2 separate regions of the Homo sapiens genome follow, and region 1 is linked to region 2. Evidence: chromatin loops called from intact Hi-C (ENCODE). Cell type or tissue: PC-9. All regions are shown on one strand. Links, peaks and the distances in the headings refer to the core of each region. The heading gives the core; the rest is flanking DNA.

Region 1 (7,974 bases), core at 3,238-5,737, 310 kb before region 2:
CTGTGTCCATGTGTTCTCATTGTCCAACTCCTACTTATGAGTGAGAACATGTGGTGTCTGGTTTTCTGTTCCTGTATTAGTTTGCTGAGAGTGATGGTTTCCAGCTGCATCCAAGTCCCTGCAAAGGATATGAACTTATCCTTTGTTATGGCTGCATAGTATTCCATGGTGTATATGTGCCACATTTGCTTTATTCTTATGAGACAGAACTTCCTAGGGTATGACTATTTAGTTTGATTGATCTGAAATTATGGATTTCAATAATTTGGAGATGAGACCTTAGTATTTCCAAATGTATGCAAATATTGCTTTCATAATGCACTTGATGGGTCTGAAATAGGAATAGCACTGGGCAGGCACAGGAGGATAGAAAACCCCCAACCACAGCTAAAACAATAACTAGGCAAATAAACCATGGGCTGATGGAAAACCCAAAAGAAGGGACAACAAATGGCCAAAATCCTGGTCAGGTTGACATATCTATGACTCTTTCTGGCAAACCCGAAAAAGAGAAAAAGGGGATGGTAACAAGGGTCCCCGAAATCCTCTCCTTTTCCAGAATGATTATTCCACCCCCTAATTAAAGAAACACCCATAAAATTAAAAACCTAAACTTAATTGTGTGTGATTTGTTCTCGTCAGCACGCCTGCACTTCTCTCTCAACTGTGTACTTTCATTTTTGGAATCAAAGCTTCTTGCCTTTCGCATCATTCGGACTCATCCCCGAATTCTTTTGAACCAGGACACCAGCTGAGGCTGGGGTCTCACTGGCATCTGAAGGCCCTCCGAGCCCTCTAGCAACAGGCAGCAGGCCTTCTTAGTTACGTTTGCTGGCTTGATTAGAATCATATTGCCTTGCACAGTGATAAGCACCTAAACTGATATTAGCTTCAAGAAAACATGAAAGTGTTGATTAACAAAAAAAAAAAAATTAGGTGTTAAGGGTCCCCAAAATACTCTGCTTTGGTTTAATGTATATCGACTACAAAACATCTTTTGAGGCAAGTTTTACCTGTGTAATCAACAGTATTACTGTTTGGTGTGATGTGAAAAGACAAGGATTTTAGAAGATTTTGTGTATGTGTCTTCATGAAACTGCATTGGAAACAGCACATGGGAAGTGAAAAAGAGAAATTTCATAGATACCGTTTGCAATTCTTAGTTAAGCTAGAAACAAAGAGGATCCTGATAATTTAAACATTTGTTTAAATTGTTTCTAATTCCTGTGGTCTGGGAACAAATCCCCAACCTAGCTTCAGTTACCCTCCTCCACACCACTCCATTGACGAAAAGGGGGAAGAAGGAAACTGGGTGGGGGGAAGAATGCGGAAGGAGAAGGAGGTGCAGAAAATTTTGTTTAATTGGGGTTGTAAAAAACAGCAGATGATTCAATATCTCCCTGAGGTTTTTACTGTAGATCACAGAAAGGAATGTGGAAAAACTCTTTTCATGACTTCCACCTCCTAGTAGGATTTGCCTCAGTGGTAGGCCTGCCAACAGTGGCCATGGGTCCTGGACAGAGGATACATGTGCTGTCTGGCCCACTGGTCTGTGGTCATTTCCTATCTTTTTTTAGGGTCTGATGCTATTTTAAGTGTGCCTCTTGACTGTGTGGGTATCACAGACACATTTCTCTGCTGTCCGGTTGCAGAACGGGTCTACTTTTTGACCATGCATATTGTAGACAGTCCATGGAGGTGAGACAGGGATGGTCCTTAAAACCTAGAAATAAGGAAAGTGAGAATGCTCTTTGAGAGTTAAGCTATGACGTAAGTCCAGCATAATTTGGAGTAAAGAGAGATATTTAAAGTCACATTAAGATTGCAAGCAAACTTGAATTGTGTGTGTCCAAGTCATGCAACAAGAAGTGGATTTACCCAGGCTCCCTGGCCAGCATATTCTTATTATAGTGATGGATACATCACACTGCCAGAGTTGATGTTTGTTGCACATTCTTTTCACATAACCAACTCTCCTGATTCCCCAAAGTAAATGTCTCAGGTACTTTGCACTGATCAGACTGACCTAAATGTGAGATCTCCTTGACAGTCACATTTCCCTTTAAAATCTAATACACTGGAATTCTGTGTTTCTACCTCATGGTAAGTTTTGTTAGCTAAAGGTCTCATCTTTAAGTCCAAAGAATGTTGGGTTACGATGAGTTTCAGAGCTGCTATCATCCACATCATGCTGGTGTCTCCCAAAATTTATATGTTGGAACCAAACCTCCAATGGGATAGTATTGAGAGATGGGGCTTTGGGGAGGTGATTAGATTATGAGGACAGATCCCTCATGCATGTGAATGGTGCGTTTAAGAAAAGAGGCCCCAGAGAGCTAGCTAGCCCCTTCCACCATGGGAGGATGCAGCAAGAAGGCATCATCATCTGTGAATGAGAAAATGGGCCCTCACCAGACACTGAATCTGCTGGCACCTTGATCTTAGACTTTCCAGCCTCCAGAACTGTGAGAAATAAATGTTGTTTATAAGCTACTCAGTTAATGATAATTTGTTATAGTAGCCCAAATGAACTAAGACAAGAGCTTACAAGTCTAAGGTCATCCCCCTGGAAAGCAGTGGACAGGCTCACTGAGAAAAACATCTCTTCGTGAGGACCTCTCTGGATGGCCAGCCAGCCCTCTTCAGGCCCCGCCCTATCTGTGCCCCTCAAAACACACCTGCTTCACTGCCTCTCAACCAGCCTCAGGAGAGGATAACACTGCTACCATTTGTTTTTTCTGAAGGAATCCTTCAAACATTTCATTTGACAGTTATTCCTATTTCAGTAAGACCTTGTGAGGCCCAGCTTCACAGATGGATAATGGCCCCATCCTACAAGTGGAAGAGGATGTGCCTGTGTCTTAGTTGGAGAGAGAGAAAAAAGCAATCTGTCAACCTGATGGAAAATCCATCACTGTGGGGATTTACAGGAATAAATGACCGTAACACTTCTTCCTGGCAGCTTTGTGCACATGGATAATAAGTAAACCCTTGTTCCTTTATAGAATGGTTTATTTCAAAGAACTCGTGACCCACAAGATTTTCTATTTAACCCCTAGGCTTTCTTGGCTTATCCAATTCCATAGCTATCACACCGTGTTCATCTTTAGAGCCAAGAAATTCAACTATGCAGTGCCCTTGCTCTCAAGAAAAAATTGTGACAGGAACCTTTGTGAATTGTCTTTATTTCATTAGAATTTGTCACCCCAATTTAACTTTTTGCATGTGACCAGAAAATGTTTTGAATTGTTAAATGCTCAAGTTAATGTCAAATTTTCAAATGTGAAGTCAACATAAGCTTCGTACAGCTTGGTAACTTATGTTAATATTGTCTTAATAAGACAAAGAACTTAAAAGAGCAGTATGTTTATTTGAAGTAAAAGTATATTTTTAAAATAAAGAGGCCTAGGGGTGCAGGTCATCTGAATCATAGCACCCATGTGGATCACACTCCATGATTTCAAAATTCAGAGATGCTCCTGATCTATCAATCATTAACTGTTGACCTTTGAGCAGCTAAGAAGACTGTGTTATATAACAGTTGTCCCTGACTACTAAAATGATTAATTTGGGGGTGGAAGATGGGGACATTTTTTAAAATATTAAATCTACTAAATTCAGGTAAAATTACTTTGTAACATTTCCAGGTCTAATATCTCATAGGCCAACTAAATATATGCAAATTCATTTAATAATCAGAGAAAAGAAATGGAGTGTTACTAAACCAATGAAACACAAGCAGCTCTTTTGCTCATTTGCTGTGTGTCCAGAACTGTGGGAGACATGGGATCTTCAAGCATTTTACAGAAAAAGGGCTCATGGAACAGAGGGACAACCAGGGCTGGGGCAGTGCTGGCAGTAAGGACAGTGGTAACCTGCCCATCATGGCAATTTATATTTGTGTGTGTTTCATTCCTTTACAGGTGGGGAATGTCCTGAAGAGCAGGACTTATGTTCATTTACGTTTGAATCACCCTCACCTCTGCCCCACCTCAACTCTTCATTAGCTCTCAACACCGTGATTGGCATGAATAAATAGAGGAATAAGAGAGAAAAGGGATGACTGAAAGAGAGACTGAAAACTATGGCACTTCTATTTCTTCCTATAGAACAAATACTAGAAATAAGTCCTCAGGGATTAAAGTCTTATCTTACTTTTTTCCTCCAACGAGTGGCTGACTAATCAGTGATTTTTAAGTTCTTGGAAGTCACAATTCAATGGCTTCTGCATTGCTCAGCTTAGGTTCCTTTTCTCACCCATTCCCCCTCCCTTCTCATCTCCTTGTGCCTATGGAGTAACCAGGTCAATTCCTATGATGGAATGGGCTGATCCATTCAAACAACTGGTTGACATGGCTTATAAAAATAGCCAAGCTGGGCTTGTTGGCAAAGGCTAGACTTCAAGGAAGATGATAGTGGTCTGAGTCAGCAGCTTGTGAAATTCAAGCAGGCAGTTAGAGTGACAAAAAGGAAAAAGAATTGACGGTGACCAAAATGTCCCCAGATAACACATCACCCCACTGAGGAAAGAAGACAGAAGTAAACAAGTAGGTGGAAACATGTGCCAGTCAATTTTTAAAGAAAACAACTTCACCTGACATTATATTTAAAAAGATTATGTTGACCTGCACATGCTGAAACATAAAAATAACAATTAATGTAATGACTTTTAAATATGAGAAGTAGCATGGAGATAGAGCAGTATACATTGTCTAAAAAAAATTCTTACTATTCCCACAATCTGATTTTTCATTAATAAACTTCACAGGTCTTTGGGAAAGTCTGTGGTTAGATCAATGCATGGATTCAATTCTAAAGCTGGAAAGAAAGATTTTATTTTCTCTTGAGTTTCTGTCTAGCCAGCAGGTTTTAATTCCTGTGTAATAGTGGTTCGTTATCCTTCATCTGTTGAATAACCATTTTCTTGAAAGGCCAGAATATTGTAACTCCAAGAAATAAAAAGAGGTCAATTTTGTTGAATACTGTTTATTTAGATTTTTTGCATATTTTGCACATTTTCTCGAGTATGGGTAAGTAATCAAGTAATCCTACATACTGGTGGCTGCCTTGTGGATATCTCTTATTAGCATCGTGCCAAAAAGTGTGGAAGGCAAAAGGACAAAACTTAAAGCAAGACTTGAAAAAGTGGCCAGGGTATAAGTGGTGTATTCATTACCAAGCGTGGCCAAAATATGTTTGCCTATTTATACCAAAGTCTCTTCAGATTTACCAATTAGCTTCAATAATTTATTGATTGAGGGGTGATGTTAATGCTTTTTAAAAAGCACTTCTTAATATTTGTAGCCATTAAATACTTGTAGTCAATACCTGTAGAGTATGTCTGCAAGGAGACTTATTTCATCTGGGTAGGAAGAAGTAGGAGTGGGGAGAACTTGCCTCAATTTCTTTACTTGCTTCAATTTCTTTACTATCAGGAACAGATGACTAGTTTAGCAAGAACATCACTGGCTCAAGGCACCCCTTCTCCTAAGCAGCGCATGTCTCACAGAATATTTCAAGGTTCACAGAGCAGTTTCACCTACCTTAGCAGCAATCTGTGATGTTTCACAGAGGAGGAAAGGAAAGCACCCAGATCTGAAGTGCCTCTCCCAGGAGATCATGGAGCCAGCCAGAGGCTGACACTGCATTGAAGTCCAAGTCTCCTTCAGAACCTAAGCCCTCTCCACCGTACTTCTTGGCTGATCCCAAGCAGATAGCTCTCATTTCTCAACAAACGTAAATAAGGCAACGTGCAATCTTAGAATACAAATGAAGTATTTCTCCTAAGGCATCTATTATAGGCAACTTATTGAATAAACCTCTTAAGATCAAAAAAAGATTCTTAAAACTGCTAGTCGTTATTCACAAACACACAACAAAGCCTTCCAGATTTATAAATTTACATGGAGAAATAAAAGTCATCCCAGAATAACTTTAAAATTGTTCAAAATAATGTATATACATCTATATTTGAAAACATCCTCAAGGCTGTTTTTTGAAAAAGGACATAAATATATGTCAAATAAAATAAAATTTGAAAAGACAAGAGATTCTGTGAGGAAAAAGGTCGTTAGATCCTTTGGAATTAACTGGAAAAATGATGGCAGTTATATGGGGAATCGGAAGGACAAAATGATATCGAATTTCTCTTTATGGATCACAGGCTTTTACTAGTGTAGTGTTATAAATAATTGAAAATATTTTTGTCTTCTTCAGAGAAGAAAGCAAAGTAGTATCAGGTCCTTACCTAGAGGGGACACACACACATATACACGCACACACACAACACACTCCTACTCATAGATCCCACTGGGAATTTGGGAAACAGAACACCCCATTAGGTAATTCTCTTTAAAAGTCAATTCAGGGCTGGGCGCAGTGGCTCACGCCTGTAATCCAAGCACTTTGGGAGGCCGAGGCAGGCAGATTATGAGGTCAGGAGATCGAGACCATCCTGGCTAACATGGTGAAACACCGTCTCTACAAAAAATACAAAAAAAAAAAAAAAATTACCTGGGCGTGGTGGCAGGCGCCTGTAGTCCCAGCTACTTGGGAGGCTGAGGCAGGAGAATGACGTGAACCCGGGAGGCGGAGCTTGCAGTGAGCCGAGATTGCACCACTGCCCTCCAGCCTGGGTGACAGAGCAAGACTCCGTCTCAGAAAAAAAAAAAAAAAAAAAAAAAAAGCCAATTGAATGGGTGGGTGTATCTTAAAGCCTTTTCCCTCTAAAGATCCCTGTGATAGTGTTTGAAATCCCTCTAAAGAGCCCTGTGACAGCATTTTAAAAAAACCCTGCTACCTACAAAGTAGATGTTTGTTACATATTTCTTGGATAAATGATTGATACAGGATTGATTCAAGACAGGACATAAAAGATCCTGGAAGGCCAGGTGGATGACTATCACAACAGTCCAGCAAGAGGTAATGATGACTTATGTGGGGGCAGTGGAAAGAAGAGGGCAGAACCAGGACCACTGCACAGGTAGAATTGACCTCGTTATTGAATATTCAGCAGCTTCTCACAATCTAGAGAACTATTGAAGGCTCTCCATTCACTTCCTTTATCTACTTCTTGGCCCACACTCATTCTCCATGCAAACATTAGTTCTCTCCTAATCATCCAGGAAGTAAAACCTGAAATACCTAAATAATTAAAATCAATTATACTCCGATAACATTGGAAGCAGCTGCTATACTCTTCATAATATATTTTACAGATTAAACATTCATTTCACATAGTCAGGTTTGTATAGATGAGTTAATATTTTATAAAGACATTTGTCTTCAGGAAACAAAAAGAAATATCAGACTATCACCTACATGAATTCTGAAGGTACATGAATTTGCCCATTACATTTTGCTACTTTGAGACATTAGAAGACCTCTCAAGAAGTCCGAACCTTTCTGTTGAGACTTGTTCTTAGATGAGACAAATCTGATCTCTCAAAAAGATGAGGTTCTCCTAAAAACAGTGTGTCAGTTCTCTGTGAACTTGGGAAAAATTGTGAAACAGAGACCTTGATTCCCTATTCAGACCTCCCATATACAGAATTCATGAGTGTCAGCTAGGATCTGTCCCCAGATATTGCATGGGCTTCATCTCTTGATACTATGGACAACTTTTGGTAGAGGAGGTAGAGGATAAAAGAAAATAAGAGATCACCTGCAATCTTAGTGCAGACTGTAAGGAGTTCAGAGAAAGTGCCAGCCTTCAGGAAATGTCAGGACAAGTGTTAGCTCAATTCAGTAACCAAATTCAGTTCAATTCAATTCAACTCAGCTTGGATGTTTATCAATAAGTCTTAACAATAATTCTTACATTAAATTATTGTCATGAAATTTATGAAACTTCTGCTGTGTGCATTTGATTTGTTTTATTCAGCATTTCTTTTTTCATGCAGTCCTAAGTTGTAAGGTGGCTTTCTTCCATTCTCATAAGAGTTAGCACAAAGAACTCTCATCCTTGTTCCCTGT
Region 2 (7,974 bases), core at 2,020-4,519:
AAAGGAAGGATCTGGGGGTCCCTTGATAGACACTAGCATTATAACAGAAATATTCAGGCAAGAGCTGGAGCCACAGAGGAGGGCAGCTACTGCCAGATATGCCTCCCATGGCAGAAAAAGAGGACAAGAAATACTTTGGCTTCCCCTTTCCTCCCAACCTCCAATCTCCAACAGTACCTCTCGCTGGTTAAGTGAGGCTAAAACAGGTGGTCAAGAGAGCCTGGGTATCATAGCTTGCAACAGTCAGACATACAGAGCAGACACAAAGGATGGATCTGGAGGCAAACAGTCAAATAACCAGCACAACATTTAACCAGGCAGAGTTTTGTTGCAATTTTGTTTGTAGACGAAAGAGAAATTTACATATCATACACCCAAACCTTTCTAAATGTCTCATCACCACTTTTTGAAATTTCTCTCCTGCAGCAGCTGCTATGTCGTTTTGTTTGTTTGTTTTATTTTTTTGCGATGGAGTTTCACTCTTGTCGCCCAAGCTGGAGTGCAATGGCGCAATCTTGGCTCACTGCAACCTCTTCCTGTCTCAGCCTCCCAAGTAGCTGGGTTTACAGGCGCCCGCCGCCACGCCCAGCTAGTTTTTTTGTATTTTTAGTAGATACGGGGTTTCACCATGTTGGCCAGGCTGGTCTCGGACTGCTGATCTCAGGTGATCCACCTGCCTTGGCCTCGCAAAGTGCTGGGATTACAGTCATGAGCTACCGTGCCTGGCCAGCAGCTGCTATGTCTTGCTCCATCTTTCTTCCCCACCTCAGCTCTGTCTCCATTCCACTGGCTCTCTTCTGCTCCCACCATTCTCTGAATCCCCTCAACAAAAGCCTTGTCCAAAAGCCTGGGGAACTACAGTTTACTCCCTCCTCACCCTCTCTATCAACAATGACTCTCCTAGGGACTCCCTCGGTGACCACTCAGAGCTTTGAGATTAGGTAAACAGTGTTAATATGACCAACTTGGAACTTGCAGCTTAGTCAAGCCTGAGACAGTCAAGTTACCCAGATAAGGATAGACCATGCACCTACTTAAAATAACAGCATCAACAGGAGTTCTTCTGCTTCCCTTCCTGTTTCAAATTATAGCAATTGACCACTTAGTTACATTGGTTAATGCCCAAGACAAAAATGCAGCCCATCTCTTCCCCACCTGGCCTGCATATATGTTCATTTTGCATTTAGCAGAACTGAAAGGACTTCTTTCTGTTTTATTTTCTTGTAACCACAGAATTTAAATATCTACTGTTTTGTTTGTGGGCTCACAAAGAGGGTGAAAATCATTGCTATTTTATTTCAAACAAAATAAAAGATTACAGTCTTCCAATTAGAATAGGACTTAAAACATAGTAAGAATTTAAAAGCCATGTGCTGATTCATGGGAAAACATTAAGACACAGATGGGTTACACGATTTACTCAAGGTCATACCACTGAAGCAATGACTTTATTATCAGAACTATAAAGAACAACACAAATATTTACATGATTAATATTTTGTTGATAGTAATGGGGCTAGAATTAGAATATGGATTTTACGCTGCTCCAATCCCTGTCTGCTAACTCTGTTAGACTGTGTTTCCTACACACTGGAATTGCAGGATAGTTGCTGGATGTTCAGGCTGTGTGGTCGTGTAGGCATGGGTACAAATCCCAGCTCTGCCACCTGTTAGCTACGTGACCTTGGACCAGCCCCTTAACATCCCTTAGTTTTGTTTTTGGATCTAAAAAATGGGGTATGTACCTTCCGCACTAAGAGGGATAAGGGTTCAGTGAGATGATGTATGTTGTTGGGGAGGAAAAATTTTTCCTCTACTCTCTTCTTTTGCTGGGGGCGTGCAAATTAACCTAACAAAAGACAGACTAACAAAAGAGCAGACACAAAATTTTTATTAATATTTACATGCACAGGAGTTCACAAAAAAGGAGTGAAACTCAAAGAAGTGGTTAGACTCTGGTGATGGGTTGTTCTTCCCTTACTGGCACAGAGGAAACACCTTCACAAAGGCAAATTTGTGCCCTGCTTTTAGTCAGATAAGGGGAGAGGAAAGAACTCTTTCTGCATCTGTTGATTCTCAATTGCTTCCAGCTGAAAATAATCCTTACACTAAAGTGGCATATTTTGGGGTGGCATATTCTGATCCCCTTCCATGTAAAGTGCCTCAGCACCAGGTCTGATTAAAGTTAAGTGCTAAATAGCCCACTATCATTAGAAAAGTCTGTGTCCCCACCTTGTAGTAATAAAGCTCAGACACAACAGGATGTCATAGGAAGGGAATGAGGCATGTTTTTCTTTTCTCCAGTTTTTCTGCCTGGGCTTCCCTGCAAGTAAGATTATCTACATTTAAAACATATTTGATCGGCCAGGCGCGGTGGCTCACGCCTGTAATCCCAGCACTTTGGGAGGCCCAGGCGGGCAGATCACGAGGTCAGGAGATCGAGAACATCCTGGCTAACACAGTGAAACCCCATTTCTACTAAAAATACAAAAACAAAATTAGCCAAGCGTGGTGGCGGGTGCCTGTAATCCCAGCTACTCGGGAGGCTGAGGAGGGAGAATGGCGTGAACCCGGGAGGCAGAGCTTGCAATGAGCCAAGATCACGCACTGCACTCCAGCCTGGGCGACAGAGCGAGACTCCGTCTCAAACAAACAAACAAACAAAACAAAACATATTTGATTCACCTTAAATGGCTACTCATATCTGTCCTTTCCTCTGCAATGCTCTGCCTTGATCCTGGTCCAGGTTTATCTGGCATAGACTGCCCTCTGTCCAGCTCCTGTCTACCCCTCCTGGATCACAAACCAGAGAAAATGCAGAATCTTTCATGGGCTCCCTACTGCCTTCAGTGTGAAGCTCAAGTGCAAAGCCCAGCACCATCTATTCTGTACCTAACTTCTTAGTCTGAATCTCTTCACCTCTTTTCCCCAACCCCGAACTAATGGCTACCACTGACTCAGGGGAGCCTTCTCCTGCCTTCATGCCTTTGAATGGGGGGTATCGCTGCATGAAGCTCCTCTCTCCCCTTTACCCACTCAAGAGTCACTTACTCTTGGTAATATTTCTCAGTTGCCCTGCTTCACCCCTATTCTCTCATCCTGGCCAAGTTAGATGCCCTTCTGAGTCCCCTCTTCTCTACAGAATTTTAATTGTGCATTTTCTTCTTTGTCTCTGCCTTTAAGTTATGAACACTTTGAAGAAAGGACCATATTTAGTTCATCTCAGAATCCCAGTGCCCAGCACAGACCTGGCATAGGGTAGGCACTCCTTAAATACTTACTGAATGAATTATGCCATTTAGTCTGTCTGTGGTGGCACTGGAAACCCACAAGAATTTAACAGCCTCGTCTCTGTCTGAAGTTCAGGGCTTCTGTAAAGAATACGTGATGGAAAGAGGAGGTGACTAATAGTGATTCTGCAAAAATATGTAGGTAAAAGGAATGGCTGTAAATTAATGATGAAATAACCTTCCTAAGTTTCCTTGTGGAAGATATATGTTAATTCCCCAAATGTATGAGCATCTGTGTATTTTTGTGGGGAATATACAGTGTCTTTTCTAACACTGAGATGCTTGAAATGGGGTTATTTCCCTTCCAAATGAAAACCAATTAAATAAATTATATTTTTTCTGTGGTGCTTACAAAGTGTGGGAGTTGTCACCAAACATTACTAAATGTTCTAATTTAGTCATAAAAGGGCTGAAAGATGTAGCATAATTATAAGTCCAAAGTAAGTTGTTCTAAATATTTTATCATGTTCAGCATATGCTGTTAAAAAAAACCTCAGACTATAATTGTCAACATTCGATTCACAAAAAGTAAACAACAGCTGAGTATAATGGGATGATAAAGAATCTCTCCATAATTCCCGACATATGGCAAAGAGTATGTCCATTTTGAAGTGGAAGATGGTCATGTTTATCAACTGAGCCATTTTCTTTGTTTGAATCCTTCTAATCAGAAAAGTTCCCTAGAAACACTAGGAGCATTTTCCTGAGCAGATGAGGGAAATGAAAAAAAGCTGTATGGCACAGTTAGATCTCAGGCAGGAGGAATTTAGAACTCACAATGGCAATTGAAAGAGGCTGGGTAAAGAAGGCCATATATTTCTGTAAAAGCAGTCATTCCAGGGTTAGTATACATGAAAAACAAGTGCGTGCTTCGTGGGGAATGTATGGAGAAATTTCTACGTATCAGTCGTTTCTGTGAACAAGCTCTGATGGACCCAGCCAGTGTCACATCCTGCCATCATGTAGATTCATTTTAAATGCACGGACACTTAATCGTTTCTAGGGAAAGCCAGTGGGAAGCTGCTTGAAATTTCTTTTTCTTTATAAGATGTTTTGCACATGGGGGCTTTCAGCTCAAAGGAGATACTTACAAACCATTTATCTTCAGAGTGAAGCAGTAGAAGTGGGAGAGGCATCCAGGCACTGTTCTAACCAGATACTTCAAAGCTGCCCAGAAGAGAAAGGCAAAGGCAATTGCCAAAGAACAGGCTCTGCTCTTTGGCTGGCAGAGATAAGGAGCAGATACCCAGCACTGAGACAGAGGATTCTGTGAAGAAAATGCTGAGTAACAAGATTGTCCTTTTGTTTTTCTTCATGAATAATAACCGTCCACCCTAAATCCTTTTGGGAATGAACAGGGGGCTTTGGGAGCTGGTATTGAATGAATAAATTAGCAAATCATTGAACTAATTAATTAATTAATAACCACACCTAGGCAGAGAGAAATAAACAAGAGTGCTCACTGAGAACTCTCTGAGGAGGAAAGGACCTCTATATGGTCCAATGTAGTGAAAAATCTAGCAATTTGGAGATAGGACTGCTTTCTGAGCTTCAGTTTCCTGGGAGTGTTGTGAATATGTTTTGCAACTCCAAAATGCCATCAAACGTACATCATTCTGCTTGTCTTCTTGATGAGCTGTTTTTAAACATAATAGCGTTAGAATTAATCAGATTAATCTCACTGAACAAAAATAAAGGCTGCTTTTTCACAGAGCTCTTCATGGTGCCAGCCAGTGTATCTTTCTGTGCACAGTGATTCTTTCTATATAGAGACTCTCTGTTAAGCTCAAAAGGAGCTCCAAGGAGAAGCCCCATAAAGACAGCACAATCAACAGGTACACATGCTGCTGTTATTCAAGGCTACTCAAAAGAACATAAAACAATTCTGAGAAAAAAAGAGACTTCAGGGAAAAACTCAAGGTTCAGTGTATGACTTCTTGGTGGAAAAGATGGCATCACTGTTGCCTGAGACACAGCAAGATAAGAGTGAGGATTCTGGAGGGAAAACATCCCTAATAATGAGAGGAGAGCCTAGGTGGCTGAGCTGTTTGATTGACATCTCTGTCTGTCGAAAGCCATAACATACTCAGGCTGTCCTCGAGGAGCTGAGAAAAGTGGGGAAGAGAGTGTAAGACTGATCTGCCCTCTGGAATCGCTTTAGACAGGCCGGAGTCACAGGAAGCATGCCAAACCTAGGACAGTACAGGAATGATTGCCAAAGGAAACAGAACAGGTCTTTTTTCAAAGAAAAGAAAAGAACAATAGCAGCCGAAGTAGAAGGAAAAGCCTCAGTGTGCCAGCAGGTAGACATTCTGACCTCTCTTATTATAAAACACACAATAATTTCTTAAATGTTTAATGATGATGGAAGAAAATTGTGTCTTAAAATGAAATGAAGTTGGAGAAAGTAGTATGTCTGGGTCCCCACTCCAAGTCCTTTAATCATGAGAAGTAACTGCATTTCATTATAATGTGCACTATGATGCCACCTGATTCGTGGTGTGGATCCTAAAGGATGATTCTAGTCATTCTCTTTCTTAAACAATTTTTGGTAATTTTGATTCTTTCTCTTTATGATGTTCCTTTTCATCCATTATCTTCTCTTATGGTACTTACCTAATGATTAAATGTTGAGTTAGGAGACGGTAATTAGATTCCATCTCCCATTTTCCTGGTTTAACTTGACCTTTTTCTTGATGAGATATTTTCTTCCATTGGGTATTGGCATTTCGATGCCCCCTAGGCAAGCTATTTTGGATTTCTCCTTGCTGCAGAACTTGAAGGGTTTCAATGTGAAAAATAAGTCTATCTTTTTTTTTTTTTTTTTTTTTTTTTTTTTGAGACGCAGTTTCGCTCTTGCTGTCCAGGCTGGAGTGCAATGGTGTGATCTCGGCTCACCGCAACCTCTGCCTCCTGGGTTCAAGCAATTCTCCTGCCTCAGCCTCCCTAGTAGCTGGGATTATAGGCATGCATCACCACGCCCAGCTAATTTTGTATTTTTAGTAGAGATGGAGTTTCTCCATGTTGGTCAGGCTGGTCTCGAAGTCCCAATCTCAGGTGAACTGCCTGCCTCGGCCTCCCAAAGTTCCGGGATTATAGGCGTGAGCCACCACACCCAGCCTGTCATTTCGTTTTTTAAACCAACAACATTTAAATGGGTTCTGGCCAACTTTCTAGGCAAAGGTACGGAAATATATTGTATATCACATCACAGATGACAAGTGCTTCCAAAGAATATAAATGCTATTTTAGGCTTAGGTTTCTACATTGTCTAAGTTTCCATTACTTAAAGGAGAGACTTTCTTGCAGAAGGTATATTACTTCATACACAAGTTGGGATTTATACTGACTTTCCTAACATATGTATCTGGGAGAAACATTTGTGTGCAGTAGAAATGAAACCAGTCTAATTTTCCCATAGAACTGATGTTTTCAGTCTTTTAAAATAAACATAGAAATTGACCCTCCTGGTCTTAAAGCTTGAAACTTACAATCTGAGTTCCTTTCTCAGGAAATCATCATCAGGCCTTCTCAGATAGTATCAAGGAACTGAAACTCACCAGATCACTGCATCCAGACAATGAGATGCCAGATCCCTCACCCATCATGATTCCCAAACTGACTGCGTGCTTCCTATTGACCATCACCTCTTCCTTACTCCTCCCTGATTTCTGTTTTCCTGCTCATAGTTACATTCCTTCCCTGATATATAAATCCCCAACTTTAGTCAGTTGGAGAGACGGATTTGAGACTTATTTCCCATCTCCCTGGCTCACGTCACCTAAATAAAACCTTTCTTCCCTGGCAATACTCATTGTATCAGTGATTGGCTTTCTGTGTAGCGAGCAATGGGACATAGACTATACCCCTGACATTTTGGTGGCAGAAAGAGTTAATTACTAATCAAGTTTTCTCATTGATTTTTGATAATTTTTTTTAATTTTGTTTTTTGTTTTTCGTTTTTTTTTGAGATGGAGTCTCACTCTGTTGCCTAGTACGATCTCAGTTCACTGTAACCTCTGCTTCCTGGGTTAAAGCAATTCTTCTGCCTCAGCCTCCCTGAGTAGCTGGGATTATAGATGCCCACTACCATGCCTGGCTAATTTTTGTATTTTTAGTGGGGATAGGGTTTCACCATATTGGATAGGCTGGTCTCGAACACTTGAGCTCAAGTGATCCACCCTCCTCAACCTCCCAAAGTGCTAGGATTACAGGCAGGATACAGAGTTCTTGATGGTGTAGTTTGTATTTTTCCAAGGTAGATCTTAAACTGGCAACATAATTACACTTACTCTTGTCTTTTAGGCTAAAAAATAATTGTCAGTACTTGTGGAATGTCAATATTTCTGTGTTGCTTAATTAGATCATAGAGAATGCTCAGTTTCCTGGAGCATGTTTTCTTTTTGTTTGGTTTGTTTTGAGAGAAGGAGATTAGCAGGGTACAGAAAGCCAATTCTCTGAGATTACTGGAAAATAAAGCATTTACATAAATAGTTCCAGAAAGATTTATATGGATCTATTTTCAAAAATTATAGTCTGTAGACTTGCAGGTAAAAAAGCTCCAAGCAGGGAAAATAGGCAGAATTAGTTTCTCAGGAAGAACATGTGTTTGGATGCCTCTTAAATTTATGATTTTAGGATAATCTAATACCACTATAATTATACTACTACTATATATTTTTCT

The links. Hi-C counts contacts between places; a loop is a spot of excess contacts. Peaks named below come from ENCODE experiments on the same cell type or tissue, not always from the same donor. Only the 100,000 strongest peaks of a DNase experiment are listed, where the experiment ranks them.
Region 1: it touches region 2 in a loop (6-fold over the local background); 1 of 110 quality-filtered maps calls a loop at or near these places.

The regions. Positions count from the first base shown.
Region 1 is chr12:46,955,320-46,963,293 of GRCh38, forward strand. It overlaps LOC124902925 (a long non-coding RNA gene), which reads right to left and starts at 6,555. Exons shown (of 2, transcript XR_007063287.1): 1 at 6,514-6,555; 2 at 1,344-1,723. In PC-9, for the core only: no CTCF peak of the experiment used is centred there; a DNase peak (open chromatin) is centred at 4,332; H3K27ac peaks cover 1,773 bases.
Region 2 is chr12:47,268,101-47,276,074 of GRCh38, forward strand. No RefSeq gene overlaps it. Among named protein-coding and RNA genes, the nearest start is that of PCED1B-AS1, 56 kb to the left of the region's middle. RefSeq lists enhancers at 306-355, 2,696-3,895. In PC-9, for the core only: no CTCF peak of the experiment used is centred there; a DNase peak (open chromatin) is centred at 3,351; H3K4me3 peaks cover 972 bases; H3K27ac peaks cover 2,500 bases.